2 separate regions of the Homo sapiens genome follow, and region 2 is linked to region 1. Evidence: read pairs that join two places in POLR2A ChIA-PET (ENCODE). Cell type or tissue: OCI-LY7. All regions are shown on one strand.

Region 1 (8,000 bases):
ATATACACAGTTTCTATTTTGGTCCTTTTTAAAGCCTTCTTGTTATAGTTAGTGAGCAACAGTTAAGTCGAAAACCACAGTGAGGCCTTGGTTACAGCTTACCCTTGTTTTCAATCAACAAAAAATATGACTAATGTCACTGTGGCTCGACTCAACCACATATGTGGATTCAGGAGGCTTTGGACATGTGCTAGAGGCTGCTGGGGCTGACCAGCTGGAAGGACAGCAGTTAGCTGAACTTAGGCTCCAGGAATAAGATGTTGGTGAAGCCTGGGAAAATGTCTTCCGTGAGCTGGGGGTGGAAAGTTGTTGTGGAAGTAACCCTGAAGGAAAAAAGAGTTCTCTGGCTGGCTTGGCCCAGAGATACAGGCTGGAAATTAGTAAGAAGAGCAGATTTTGAGGCCAGCATTTCTCTAGCTAACTTCTAGCCCAGCGCCCCTTTTCCATCCTACTATTTCATACATGACCCCCAAGGGAAGCCATATCAGGTTCCTAGAGTTGGGAGAAGAGAGACTCAGGGGGAACCTGTACTGAAGTGACTGTGGCAGAGGCAGGGTGAGGCTGAAGAGCACCAGAACATGAGACATTTCCCCGCTGTCACTTAGTAACAAGGGCCCTGTGATGATTAATTTTATCTGTCAACTTGAGGGAGGCTGAGGCACAAGAATTGCTTGAGCCTGGGAGGTAGAAGTTGCAGTGAGCCAAGATCGTGCCACTGCACTCCAGCCTGGGCAACAAAGTGAGACTCCATCTCAAAAAATAAAATAAAAATACAATACAATACAATAAAATTGGCCGGGCACAGTGGCTTACACCTGTAATCCCAGTACTTTGGGAGGCCGAGGTGGGGGGATCACTTGAGGTCGGGAGTTCGAGAACAGCCTGGCCAACATGATGAAATCCCGTCTCTACTAAAAACACAAAAATTAGCCGGGCATAGCGGCACATGCCTGTAGTCCCAGCTACTCAGGGGGCTGAGGCAGGAGAATCGCTTGAACTCAGGAGGCGGGGGTTGCAGTGAGCCGAGATCATGCCACACTGCACTCCAGCCTGGGCGACAGAGTACAACTTTGGCAAAAATAAAATAAAATAAATAAAATTTTATCTGTCAATTTGGCTGGGCCACAATGCCCAGATACTTGGTCAAACATTATTCTGGCCCCATCCAATTGATTGAAGGCCTGAATAGAACAAAAGGCTGACACCCACCCACTCCCCAACCCACACCCGAAGAGGGACTTCTGCAGCAGGCTGCCTTTGGACTTTGTCTGCAACATCAGTTCTTCAGGGTTCACTGGCAGACTGCCTTTGAACTTGAGCTGCAATGCTTTCCTGAGGCTTCCCTGGTAAGATTTCAAACTTGCCAAGCCTTCACAATCACATCAGCCAATTCCTTAAGACAAATATTTTTATATGTATATACACACACATCCTTTTGGTTCTGTTTCTCTGGGAGCCCTGCTAATATAAGCAGTATTTCTTTCTCCAGGATTAGCCATTGGAACAGATTGTAAGTGCAGCTCTGACCTCACCAAAAGGAGACAGTAATCCAGGGACAGGAGCTTTCTGGGTAGGAGCTGAGGCTTTAGTGCAGTGACTTAGTAAAGACAGCCAATTAAAGAGTCCTGTGAGAAACGCTCACAACGCCTTCAACTAGATAAGGGGTACTGGGAACTCCCACTTCTAAGTATGCTCATGGCCGGTGTATCTTTGGAGAAATGTGGGTTTGCTGAAATTCCAGAGCACATATGAAAAAAAGCTCATCATCACTGGTCATTAGAGAAATGCAAATCAAAACCATAATGAGATACCATCTCAGGCCAGTTAGAATGGCAATCATTAAAAAGTCAGGAAACAACAGATGCTGGAGAGGATGTGGAGAAATAGGAACACTTTTACACTGTTGGGAGTGTAAATTAGTTCAACCATTGTGAAAGACCGTGTGGCGATTCCTCAAGGATCTAGAACCAGAAATACCATTTGACCCAGCAATCCCATTACTGGGTATATACCCAAAGGATTATAAATCATTCTACTATAAAGACACATGTGGCTGGGTGCGGTGGCTCACGCCTGTAATCCCAGCACTTTGGGAGGCCGAGGCTGGCAGATCACGAGGTCAAGAGTTTGAGACCAGCCTGAAACTATGAGGTTTCAACATAGTGAAACCTCATCTCTACTAAAAATACAAAAATTAGCTGGGCATAGTGGCATGAGCCTGTAATCCCAGTTACTTAGGAGGCTGGGGCAGGAGAATCGCTTGAACCTGAGAGGCGGAGGTTGCAGTGAGCTGAGATCACACCACTGCATTCCAGCCTGGGTGACAGGGCGAGACTCCATCTCAAAAAAAAGAAGACAAATGCACACGTATGTTTATTGCAGCACTATTTACAATAGTAAAGACTTGGAACCAACCCAAATCCCCATCAATGATAGATTGGGTAAAGAACATGTGGCACATATACAGAAAATCTGGCACATATACACCATGGAATACTATGCAGCCATAAAAAAGAATGAGTTCATGTCCTTTGCAGGGACATGGATGAAGCTAGAAACATCATTCTCAGCAAACTAACACAGGAACAGAAAACCTAATACTGCATATTATCACTCATGGGTGGGAGTTGAACAATGAGAACACATGGACACAGGGAGGAGAACATCATACACCAGGGCCTGTTGGGGGGTAGGGGGCAGGGGGAGGGATAGCATTAGGAGAAATACCTAATGCATGCGGGGCTTAAAACCTAGATGACGGGTTGATGGGTGCAGCAAACCACCATGGCACATGTATACCTATGTAACAAACCTGCACGTTCTGCACATGTATCCCAGAACTTAAAGTATAATAATAATAATAATAATAATCCAGAGCAATTCCCTCCTGCCCTGTCTGAGATTTGATGTAAAAAATGCGTCTTCCAGGCTGGGCACGGTGGCTCACGCCTGTAATTCCAGCACTTTGGGAGGCCGAGGCAGGCGGATCATGAGGTCAGGAGATTGAGACCATCCTGGCTAAGATGGTGAAACCCCGTCTCTACTAAAAATACAAAAAAATTAGCTGAGTGTGGTGGCAGGTGCCGGTAGTCCCAGCTACTCGGGAGGCCGAGGCAGGAGAATGGCGTGAACCCGGGAGGCAGAGCTTGCAGTGAGCCAAGATGGTGCCACTGTACTCCAGCCTGGGCGACAGAGCGAGACTCCATCTCAAAAAAACCAAAAATAAATAAATAAAATAATGAAAATTTAAAAATGCTTCTTCCGGCCAGGCGCGGTGGCTCACGCCTGTAATCCCAACACTTTCGGAGGCCGAGGCAGGCGGATCACCTGAGGTCAGGAGTTCAAGACCAACCTGGCCAACATGCCAAAACCCCATCTCTACTAAAAATACAAAAATTAGCAGGGCATGGTGGCGGGCGCCGGCAGTCCCAGCTACTTGGGAGGCTGAGGCAGGAGAATGGTGTGAACCTGGGAAGCAGAGCTTGCAGTGAGCCTAGATCATGCCACTGCACTCCAGCCTGGGTGACAGAACAAGACTCTGTCTCAAAAAAAAAGAAAGCTTCTTCTAGGGAGGTTTAGTCTCAGGCTGGCTCTCCAGGCCCAGAAGGGGTCATCTCAAATTTCTGCTCTTTGTGGACAGAGCTAATCAAATACTTTTTGGGTAGGGACAGCAGACATTGCCATATTCAGCTTCTTGAAGCTCCTTCAGACAGTGGAAGCTGGACCTTGAAGCTCCCCTAACAAATAATGTAGCAATTGTTGAGAGTCCTCATGGTCATGGGATAATGCTTGGCAGTCAACAGGGGCTCACATTCTGAAATAAGTAACGCCAACATGGTCATGCTTACTGAAAACTGTAAACTACTTTGAAGCATACAGAAATGTGTATTCTGAAATAAGAGACAGGCTGATAAAAGAGGAAAAGAAAAAGGGGTTTGCTTGGTTCTTAAGAGACAGGGATGGGAGTTCCCTGTAAGCAGAGTTGCACAAGAGATGGTATGGAGGCAGAAAAGAGGAAGCAGGGAGCAAGGCAAGGCCAAAGTCAACTGAAACAGGAAAACTAGCCAGAAAGCACATTGCTTGCTCTTTGAAGACATTTCCTTCAAGTTCTGCCTTGCCCCAAAACCTAACCCAGGCCAGGGTGGTGAGCGCTCTCACCTCTGAGCCTCTGACACATGGACTGCATGTACTGCTATTGCTCCTTGGCATATGGCCCAATTTTCTGAAATCATAAGCATTTCTGTGCAACCATCCTGTCACTCCAGTTAAATTTCAAGACAGATTTTTTTTTTGAATAGTATATCCTTAGTGGAAGAAATAGGAACCATTTTATTTTATTCATTTATTTTTTTTGAGACGGAGTCTTGCTCTGTCACCCAGGCTGTAGTGGAATGGCGCGATCTTGGCTCACTGTAACTTCTGCCTCCTGGGTTCAAGCCATTCTTCTGCCTCAGCCTCCTGAGTAGCTGGGATTACAGGCGCCCGCTACCACACCCAGCTAATTTTTTTTTGTATATTTAGTAGAGACGGGGTTTTGCCATATTGGCCAGTCTAGTCTCGAACTCCTAACTTCAGGTGATCCACCCACCTCAGCCTACCAAATTGCAGGGATTACAGGCGTCAGCCACCGCGCCCGGCTCCAGACTGGGTTTTTTAGCAAAGAAGGAATTAATACAGGGAAGTTGGTGCTCATGAAATAGTTGAAAGTACTGAAGGAATAAGCATGTAGGCTGGGGCCTTCTGGAATGTCTACCTGAATGCCACAGAACTGACCCTCATTTCCCTCCCTCCAGAAGCTACAACCTCAGCCCAGATTAGCAGGCTGAGGGGTCAGGAGGCTGTCACTGGAGCTGTTGAGCTCATGAACACGCCGAAGTTGCTGCGCTCCAGAAATGTGGAAGTTGGAATGAAGAGCCACCACTGCTGCCACCAACATGAAGCTTGACCAAGCAAGCCAAGAAAAGATGGCCAAGAGCCTCTGCCTTCCTTCTGCCTTCTGCAACGCAATGGTGAGCTGCACATCCACAACTTGAAGGGAGTCTGGGAAATGCAGAGTTAAACTTTCTAGCCTCTCTAAGCTTTCAACTGTTACAGAAAGGCAACCCAGGAGGAGACTGGAATAAATGCTGAGTGCCAATTTCCAACACAAGTAGTCATTATAATTGGGGTGAGTGTTATCTTGCCCTGGCTCAGGGGTAATCTTGTGTTGGTTCTGTTCATCCCCACCAAAATCAAGTGCAGGGCTTATTCTCCCTTCCCTAACCATCAGGTCACTAGGGGTCCAGGGCCTCACCTTCCTTCTCAAGAGTTAATGAGCATTCCAGGATGTTGTAAGGAAGGACTGTCCATATGGAATAGGGAGGACACAAACCCAACATTTTGCTCTGACTGTTAGCCAATAAACAATGTCCTGGTTGTTGCTTGCTGTCAGGCATAAGTCCTCACTAGACACCTACCAGAAGGCAACTAACCCAATGGTCTGGCATAGGCAAAGGGGCTTACTAAAATGTAGGCTGGCACTCACTTCTAGCCCTCTCCTCCTGTCCCCACCACCTCTCTGTCTTATCACTTCCCTTCTATCTCCCCTCCTCCCTCAGCCTAGAGAATATTTTTCTAACTTAGGTAAGGAGCTTTGCTGTTATTCCTGATGTTTTCTCCTAAATCTTTTACCAGTTTGTTCTCTCCAGTTCACTAAGGATCTAGACCAGTGGTTTTCAATCTGCAGCCTACATCTGAGTCACCTGGAGGGCCTGTTAAAACACAGAACGTGGAGCCCAACCCCCAGAGGTGCTGATTCAGTAGGTCTGGGGTAGGGCCCAAGAATTTCCCTTTCTAACGAGTATCCAGGTGATGCTGATGTGGTCTGGAGACCATACTTTGAGAACCACCGGCCCAGGCTTTTGAAACTGAAAAACTTTGCTTTCTGCTTGTAAGACCCATCTCTTAGATAGGAGCAAAGAATGGTTTGTCTGTTCAAATGGGGAGATGGAATAGAAGAAAAAAAATCTAGAAGAAAAAAATCAAAATCAATGTTTTAAAAATAGTATTCTAGCATTCAGTAGTAATAATATAACCCCTTTGCTATGCCTTTAATATCTGGAAGAGAGAAGCTTGAGTACTTGCAAAATCTTGCCCCTGGATGGTGCAAAATAATGTCTCATTTTCCTCTTGAGTCTTTTGTCTTTGCCAAATCTATCTTAGAGGACAAAAAGGAGCAAGTCCTTCCTCCCTGCTTTCCTCTGTCTCCTCTTCTCTTTCCTCATGATGCTTCGGTCTCTTCTGTTATCCCTTGGCTCACCCCTCAGTCTTGATTTTTCTCACTCTGTGTTCCTAGCTGTCAGTCACGTGGACCTAATCCAGTGTTCTCCCAAGTAGAGGGGCTTAAGCTACTACTTTCAGGCTGTGCTGAGTGATATACATACAATGCCTCATTGACAATCCTGAAGGATGGTATTTTGCTTCTCATTTCACAGATGAGGAAACAGATGCTCAGAGAGATCACACTGCTAGGAATTGGTGAATCCAGAATTTGAGTCCAGTTTGTTTAGCTCCCAGTCCCAGGTCCTTCCCACATGTTCATGATCTTGTGTCCTTTTGCATCCCCAGCCCACAGGACAAAAACCTTGTCATGCTTGGGGTCAGGTTCTGGCCCCAGCTGAGGGCTGAGGGGAGTGGGTGGACACAGGGCAGGGAGCTGGAAGAACACCTGAGAGACAGCATGTAAGTGAGACATGGCTTTATTCAGCAGCCCCTTTACAGGGTCAGTGTTACATTTATACACTACACAGACAATAGTGGCTGAGAGCCAGGTGGTGAGCTTCTCTATGTTATGTCTACATGGCTATGATTGTATAAGACACGAGACTGCACTTGCGCCCCAATACTGCTGAGTCATTTAGGCTGTTTACCTTGACCTATGCCTGCTGCTCTATGCCTGCTTGGCTGCAGCACAGCCATGTTCCTTACAGACCTTCAGATGGAGATTTGCAATGAGTGCACTAAAAGAGACTCCATGTCAGATGCCAATCTCTGGGCCAAATCTTTGTGGGATACTTTACTCATAGTAGGAACTGCAGGACCACTACTTCCACTGGAGCATTTGTGTGTGTGTGTGTGTGTTTGTGTGTGTGTGTGTGCGTGTGTGTGTTTTCATGTGTGGGACATTCTTTTTGAAAATGAACATGGTGGGAAATTATGGTCTCACCCTCAAAATCCAACCAAATTCTCAGCAAACCCCAGATTGTGTAGGTTGTAGGAAAGAAGCATGTTAGTTTTGGCAGAAATACTCTTAGTCTGGCAGTAAATTTCTTAAAACATAAAAATGCTTTTTAACATCCTGTTTTTGTCCTCCTTTTGTTGATTTTTGAGCATTTCTTCCCAAGCAAGGAATTATGTAGCAAGATTTGAAAATTACCAAACTTTATTTTGTTAGTTTTCTTTGGTTCCTTTTCTATGTTTCTGTATACGTTATCTGCTTTAAACTTTAAACTCAAGGATTAAAGTGACTCTAAAGCACTTCGGAGTGATCCAGGAACCACATGGGGCTGGATAGCAGTTTCCTAGAGCAAAATGACAAGCCCTGAAAAGCTTACTGTAGGCCATCGAGTTCATACATGGCCCCCTGTCAGTGGGTAGATAAGCTGTGAACCTAGGAATATGGATGCCTGTGATAACTGGTCCTCACTCTTCTTCCTAGACAAAGTTTCAGATCTCTGTGTCTTTCTGGGCATCTTCGAAAACTTCCATTCCCCATTTGCCATGTAAGCCAGACTCATGTAGAAGTTAGGATTTGTAGACCCTGGAGGTAAACAGCTTCCTCCAGAACCTTGTTCTGCCTCTTAGTAGCTGTGTAATCTTGGGCAAGTTACTTAACCTCTCTAGGGCTCAGTTTCCTTACCTGTAAAATGGAAATAAAGCACATTCTTCCAGGCCAGGCATGGTGGCTCATGCCTGTAATCCCAGTGCTTTGGGAGGCCGAGAAGGGCAGATCATGAGCTCAG
Region 2 (8,000 bases), 110 kb after region 1:
CCTGGTTACCATTACAGTGTGCATGTTTAGGGAACTCAGCTGTTTGTCCTGATGAGTTTTGCCAGTTGTATTCCCATGATTTCACAAGTTTCCCTGTTCTATTTCTGTAAGAAGGTGTTTATGTCTATAGGCTTGATCAGATTTAGGTTCAATTTCTTTTTTTTTTTAATAAGACTATTTTCATAGTTAGACTGTTTTGTCTTATCAGGTGGCACATGATTTCTGGTTGTCTTATGATGGAAGCCAGTGATAGTCCTTAGATCCACTAATTTATTAGGGGTTGCAAATTAGTGATATGTTAATTCTGTTGTTCATTACTTATCAGCTGGAATATTTTTATTGGAACAAACTTCTCTTTTTTTTTTTTAAGACAGGATCTCACATTGTCGAACAGGCTACGTGTGACCACAGCTCACTGCAGCCTCAGCCTCCTGGGTTCAGGTGATTCTCCCATCCTTCCACCTCAGCTTGCCAAGTAGCTGGGACTACAGGCATCGCCACCATGCCTGACTAGTTGTGGTTTTTTTTTTTTTTGTTTTTTTTTTTTTTTTGTAGGCACAGGGTTTCACCATGTTGTCCAGGCTGGTCTAGAACTCTTGGGCTCAAGCAATCTTCCCACCTCGGCCTCCCAAAGTGTTGGGATTACAGGCGAGAGCCACCTTGCCCGGCCATGTCTCTATGTTAACTATTCGGTTCTCTTAAGATATATTTCATTGAGGAAAGGCTGGATAAATGCTTGTTGAATCTTAGCCTTTATTTACTGGTTTTCAGAATAATGAAAAATTAAGTATCATTGTGACCTCATGGATTTAAACCATAGTGGATGTCAGTCTCTTGCAGTTATTACCCTTATTGATGCTTAAATTTCATTCCATTTCTGGTCAGTAGGAACCTCTTCAAGCTGGTTATCAAGTCCTTTAAACAACACCCTAGTGGTACTTCATGGCAAAGAAGATATCTGGTGTGACAAGATGTCTCAGGCTTATCCTGCACTTCTGTGCCCCAAATTCAGAGTTGGCTTTCAAGACCAGAATTGGAGAGCTAGTCATGCCCTTTCCTACTAGATTGGTCACTGTTCCTAGTCTTTTTAGTAGACAAAGCTAGGAAGTATGTTTCATCTGTTTCTTTAAGATAAAATACATGAGTTTATACCGATAATTGCAATTGAAATTTAGGAATACAAGTTTTTATGTAGCTGTTTCATGTTTATCTCCTTTTATTCTAGTTGTCAACAATACAGAGAATAATGTAATTAGAATATCTCACAATTGGTTAACTGTTTAATCCTACACAAGAATATAATAGTCTTGGAGTAACAACACCAGCAACACTAGCACCAACAATATGATTGTGTAAAACAGTTTAGAACTTTCCCCCCATAGGGCATAGTGTACGAGGGTTTTATGGTCAATATTGTGTTTTAAGTCTCTTGAAATAATTGTGTGTTTATAACACCAACTGGATACACACTTATGTTGTTTAGGTCATTAATTTTATTGATTTTTAAAAAATTAAATGTTCTGAGTTGTAGATTCACATGCAGTTGTGAAATAATGTAGAGTGAGCCTAGATATCTTTTACCTGTTTTGCCCCAGTGTTAACATCTTGCATAACTATTAATACAATATCACAACTAGGATATTGGCATTAACACAGTCACTCTATAGAACATTCCTGTCACTGCCAGGAGTCATGCTACCCTTTATAGTCATACCCACCTTCTACCCCTGAACTTGGCCAACTGTTATTCTGTAATCGATTTCTATAATTTTGTCATTTCAAGAATGTTCCATAAATGAAGTCATACATTTATGACTTCATTTGACCCAGTATGTGACCTTTTGGCATTGACTTTTTTATCCAGCGTGATTCCCTAGAGAGCCCTCCAATTTGTTGGATGTATCATGATTTTGTTTCTTATTGCTGATAGTATTTCATGGTATATATGTACCATAGTTTCTTTAACCTATTCACCCATTGAAGACCATTTGGGTTGTTTCTACTTTTTTGGCTATTACAAATAAAGTTTCTGTGAACATTTGTTTACAGGTTTTTGTGTGAACCTAAGTTGTTTTTCCCCCTCTCTGGGTTAAATGCCCAAGAGAACAGCAGCTTGATTATATGGTAGTTGCATGTTTAGATATTTATGATATTGTCAGACTATTTTCCGGAATGGCTATTCGATTTTATATTCCTACCAGAAATGTAGAAGTAATCAGTAATTTTTGTTTTTTAAGAATTGTTGGTTGGGCGCAGTGGCTCACAGCTATAATCCTAGCACTTTTGGAGGCTGAGGCGGGTGGATCACTTGAGGTCAGGAGTTTGAGACCAGCCTAGGCAACATGGCAAGGCACCATTGCTACCAAAAAAAATACAAAAATTAGCCGGGCATGGTGGCAGGTGCTTGTAATCCCAGCTACTCAGGAGGCTGAGGCATGAGAATTGCTTGAACCTGGGAGGCAGAGGTTGCAGTGAGCTGAGATCACACAGCTGCACTCCGCCTGTGTGAGAGAGCGGGACTGTGTCTCAAAAAAAAAAAAAAAAAAAAAAAAGCAAAGATTAGCTGGATAAGATGGTATGTGTCTGTGGTCCCAGCTCTTTGGGGGGCTGAGGCAGGAGGATTGCTTGAGCCCGGGAGGTTGAGGCTGCAGTGAGTTATGATTGTGCCACTGCACTCCAGCCTGGGCAACAGAGGGAGACCCTGTCTCAAAAACAGAATTGTTTTTTGTATTTTATTTACCTTTATAATTATATACTTTATAATTATGTAAGAAGTATTCTATCATTCTAAACTCAAATATAAAGCAAGTTAGACTTGAAGTCAAATATATAAAGGAAAGTATTCTGTCACTCTAAAGTCAAATATGTAAAGCAAGGTAGACAAATATATAAAGCAAGTTAAGTCTAACTCATCCCTGCTTGCTTATTATATGTAGATATGTATCTATATATTTGTATTTCCTTCCTTATTTAGGTAAGCAGTAGCATATTATAGAGTCTTCACATTTCTTTTCTCTTAAAAATATATGCTGAAGATCACAGTAGTATGTAGACATTGACTGATAGAGCTTCAATGTACTGTATCTTTTTTTGTACTCTATTCAACTAGTTGCCTTTGTATGGACACTAGAGTTGTTTTGGTTCTTTTGTTATTATAGATAGAAGTGAGATTGTTCAGTATAGTGATAAATGTATATATAAAATTTTGTTAGATTGTCAAATTTCCTTCCAGCAGGAGCTGTGCTGTTTTTTTGTTGTTGTTTTTTGTTTTTGTTTTTTTTGAAATGGAGTGTTGCTGTGTCACCAGGCTGCAGTGCAGTGGTACGATCTCGGCTCACTGCAACCTCCGCCTCCTGGGTTCAAGCCATTGTCATGCCTCAGCCTGCCGAGTAGCTGGACCACAGGCATGAGCCACCACACCCTGCTAATTTGTGTGTGTATGTGTGTGTGTATGTATGTATGTATGTATGTGTGTGTGTATATATATATATATATATATATATATTTTTTTTTTTTTTTTTTTTTTTTTTTTAAGTAGAGAACAGGGTTTCACCATCTTGGCCAGGATGGTCTCAATCTCCTGACCTCGTGATCTGCCTGCCTCGGCCTCCCAGAGTGCTGAGATTACAGGCGTGGGCCACCACGCCCGGCCTGCAGTTTTGAATTCCAAACAGTAATGGATAAGCATGCCCACTTTCCCAAGCCTCACAACAGAGTGTTTGACAGACTTGCATTTTTGCCAGTTTAATTAGGTGAGAAATGGTAATCTCAGCATAGTTATGGTGTGCATTTCTCTTACTTTGAGTGAGGTGTCTCTATGTGGTTTTGTTTCCCTTTGATAGTAGTCTTTTGCCAGATAATTTTTGATGGGGTAAATATCTGATGATGAATTCAGTAAAAGTTGGTTAAAAAGTTACCATTAGGAGGCCGGGCGCGGTGGCTCACACCTGTAATCCCAGCACTTTGGGGGAGGCCCAGGCGGGTGGATCATGAGGTCAGAAGATTGAGACCATCCTGGCTAACATGGTGAAACCCTGTCTCTACTAAAAATACAAAAACAAGAGTTAGCCAGGTGTGGTGGCGGGCGCCTGTCGTCCCAGCTACTTGGGAGGCTTAGGCGGCAGAATGGCATGAACCTGGGAGTTGGAGCTTGCAGTGAGCCAAGGTCGCACCACGGAACTCCAGCTTGGCAGCCTGGGCAACAGAGCGAGACTCCGTCTCAAAAAACAAAACAAAAAACAAAAAAACTTACCATTAGGAGGGCAGTTAGTTGAGAGAGATATGTTTATTATTCTGTGATAGCTAGGATAATTATCTGTGATGCTAGAATAAATATATTTCCTGGTAGACATTAAGGCAAGTCTGTAGAAATTCTAATAATCTAGAGCTCTTATTTTCCCACCTGAGAATAATATGTTATCTGACCTCTAAACTATATACAGTGAAAAAGTTGGGGGGGAATGTAAAAGAATTACTATGGATGATGTAGTTCATGGGTAGAGGTAGGGAGTGGGTAATGAAGTATTTCACTTAACTGTTAAATGCTCATGCCTATAATCCCAGCACTTTGGGAGGCCGAGGTGGGCAGATCACCTTAGGCCAGGAGTTTGAGACCAGCCTGACCAACATGGAGAAACCCCGTCTCTACTATAAATACAAAATTAGCCAGGTGTGGTAGCACATGCCCGGAACCCCAGCTACTTGGGAGGCTGAGGCAGGGAATCGCTTGAACCCAGGAGGCAGAGGTTGCAGTGAGCCAAGATTGCGCCATTGCACTCCAGCCTGGGCAATAAGAGCGAAACTCCATCTCAAAAAAAAAGCAGTATTTATTTCAAAAGTGAAAATAATTAAAGGCAATGGTAATAATGGAATAGATTCAATTCAGTGTCATACATTTGCTTTAAGAAATTTAATTTATGATTTTAATTACATGTTAACATTATGGGTTTTTTTTTTTCAGACTTTTTGCTTTAAATATTCTGTTTGAAAAAAATACTGGTTTCCTAAGTAAATTATTTTCTTGGCCATTCACTGTGGCTCACATCTGTGATCCCAGCTCTTTGGGAGGCAGGGGTGGGAGGATCACTTGATCCAGGAGTTCAAGACCAGCCTGGGTAACCCATCTCTACAAAAAATTAAAAAATTAGCCCGGCATGATGGTGCAGGCCTGTAGTCTCAGCTACTCAGGAGGCTGAGGCAGGAGGATCCCTTGAACCTGGAAGGTTGAGGCTGCAGCAAACTGTGATTGCATCACTGCACTCCAGCCTGGGTGATAGGGTGAGACCCTGTCTGGGGAAAAAAAAAAAAAAAAAAAATCAGAGTGAAATGGAGTCATCTATCTGGCATCTACTGCTACTATTAGATTGTATGTAAACTGTATTGCAAGGGATTTTGTATATATTTTATACTGTTGGTTTTTCACTGAGAACATTAAATAAATTAAAAAGTTTATCACATTTAAGACAGATCTGCTTCATGTATTTGATAAATAATTATGCTAATTTTTTAATGTAGGAATTTGGATAAAGAGAGGGCAGTGCTACTACAACGCCGGAAAAGGGAAAATATGTCAGGTAGGTAAAAAGGACCTACACTAAATTAAAATTCGTGTGATTGAGAGAATAAACGGTTCTCTCAACTTTTAGTTAAATGTAAATATTTTTAGTTAAATGTAAATACCTTGTTGATGAATGTTGATTGTACAGAGAGTATGCAATCTCTGGTATAGATTTCAAGTATTTTTTTTTTCACGTATTATAGAATAAATATGTACTTTGGGAAATAAAATGGAAATGAGAGGAAAATAAATAATTTAAATCAGCCATAATTTTCCTACACATAGCTAACCTGTTGGTTTAAAAAAGTAAAATATGTTTGTTCTTCAGAAAGATATGATCCATTAGTTTATCATGTAGAATAGTACATCTTTTATTTATAGGAACAGAATTTTCTAACTTCTGTGTAACATATGCCACAATTTTTATTTTATCTTAATCATGTTGATACCAGTACTCCTGGTTTTAAATAATCATAATTTATTCAACTATTCCTCTTTGATGGAGATTTGGATTGTTTTCATTATTTCTGCTTTGTTTTATTTTTGTTATTAAAAACAGTATCCTCAGCAAGACCCTCTTGCATAAGTCTTTTTGTACTTTTGCTGTTTTATCTTTGGCTAGATCTCTAATAATGAGATGGCTGGGTCAGAAGGTATGTACATATATAATTTTGCTAGATATGGCTGAATTGTCCTTTGTAGGGAATTTCAAATTTCCACTCGTAGTGTATGAGAGTGCTGTTTCCCACAGGCACACCACCAGAGTGTGTTATCAGGCTTTTGGATCCTTTCTAGTTTAATGTGTGAGAAATCATATTTGTGCTTTGCATGTAAATGTGTAAGTGAGGTGAGTGAACAAGTTAAAAAATGTGCTTATTTAGAAAGATGGAGACGACAATACTTTGTCATATGGAATGCTGTTTTATTTCATTGTTTAAAATAGAAGTATTAAATGTGCAATAATTTTTATTTTGTCTGAAGATGGTGATACCAGTGCAACTGAGAGTGGTGATGAGGTTCCTGTGGAATTATATACTGCATTTCAGCATACTCCAACATCAATTACTTTAACTGCTTCAAGAGTTTCCAAAGTTAATGATAAAAGAAGGAAAAAAAGCGGGGAGAAAGAACAACACATTTCAAAATGTAAAAAGGTACGTTTTTGCTTGTTTTTAGGTGAGTGGATAGGATAGCGGATAGGGAACTGAATTTTATAGGAGAGGCAGGAGAGTGAGAATAATCGATGATAGCTAAAAAGGATCTAGCAGAAGTTTTTTATTTTTAAACAATTAAACTTACTTGAACATTTTAACGTGTTTTAAAGATTGAAGCAGATTAGAGAAGAAACTTTGCAAACTGCTTTGAAATCATTTAATGAGATTAGTCACTATAATGCAGAAGCAAAAATAAAATAGAAAGCCTTCATAGTTTTCTGTACTACCAGGATTGTATTCCTTTCACTTGTCTGTCTGACATAATCCACTTAGCTTTTCTTCCCCATGTTTTACATAACGGTTCTTTGCCTCCTTTTTTTTTTTTTTTTAAACCTTGCTCTCTTGTAACGTATTGTCTACACACAAATTTATTTATTTGGATCTATATTGCTAGCTGTAGGTTTGTATTTGTTAGTCACTCTAAATGGAGTTCACACTTTTTAGGGGGTTGAGGGGGATAGGAATTAAGTCTTAAATACATCCTTCAGATCTGGCAGATGAGTGGGCTCTCGATACATGTTTATTGAGTAAATACAGCTCTGTTTACCACAGTGCATATTACTTAAGGCCCATTATGGGCTCAAATATTACTTGCTAGTTGCTTAGAGAATTAAAGTAATATCATTATTTTACTCCCTCCCAAAACATGTCTTATCACTTCAACAAAATTATATGTCTAACACCCTCCCAATTTTTATCAGAAATATTTTTCCACTGTTGTAATATTGAACACAGAGAATATTTGGAAATTTTTGTCTTTGTATTATATTATATACAGATTTTTATATTCTATATAGTCTATATACTTTTTTTTTTTTAAAGACAGGATCTTGCTATGTTGCCCAGGCTGGAGTGCAGTGGGTATTCATAGACTGGCATGGTGCACTATGGCCTCCAACTCCTGGGCTCCAGTTGATCCTCCTGCCTCAGTCTCCTGAGTAGCTGGGACGACAGGTGCCCGCCACCACTCTCAACCACATTCTGTTTTTATTAGAAAAGTATTTTAATAGATGCCTTTATTAAACATTCTCCTAGTGTCAGCTTTCTTGGTTACCAAATTTTTTGTTATGACACTTCAGTTAAAAGTTTCAATGAACCAATTAATTCTTAAATATTAATTATGTCCAGTTTTTTAGGAAACTAACTAGAATTCCATGTTTATTTTAGGCATTTCGTGAAGGATCTAGGAAGTCATCAAGAGTTAAGGTAAATACATTAATTTTAAGGTG

What was found. ChIA-PET counts read pairs that join two places held together with the same protein. Peaks named below come from ENCODE experiments on the same cell type or tissue, not always from the same donor. Only the 100,000 strongest peaks of a DNase experiment are listed, where the experiment ranks them.
Region 2: POLR2A ChIA-PET joins it to region 1 with 6 read pairs; 4 of 35 experiments call an interaction of 5 or more read pairs at or near these places.

What each region holds. Positions count from the first base shown.
Region 1 is chr7:104,957,191-104,965,190 of GRCh38, forward strand. It overlaps LOC101927902 (a long non-coding RNA gene), which reads left to right. Exons shown (of 2, transcript NR_187679.1): 2 at 4,794-5,144. Among named protein-coding and RNA genes, the nearest start is that of LINC01004, 30 kb to the right of the region's middle. RefSeq lists an enhancer at 4,164-4,233. In OCI-LY7, no CTCF peak of the experiment used is centred here; DNase peaks (open chromatin) are centred at 4,041 and 6,881; H3K27ac peaks cover 529 bases.
Region 2 is chr7:105,068,105-105,076,104 of GRCh38, forward strand. It overlaps KMT2E (lysine methyltransferase 2E (inactive)), which reads left to right. Exons shown (of 27, transcript NM_182931.3): 7 at 5,515-5,573; 8 at 6,539-6,711; 9 at 7,939-7,977. Among named protein-coding and RNA genes, the nearest start is that of KMT2E, 58 kb to the left of the region's middle. In OCI-LY7, no CTCF peak of the experiment used is centred here; no DNase peak of the experiment used is centred here.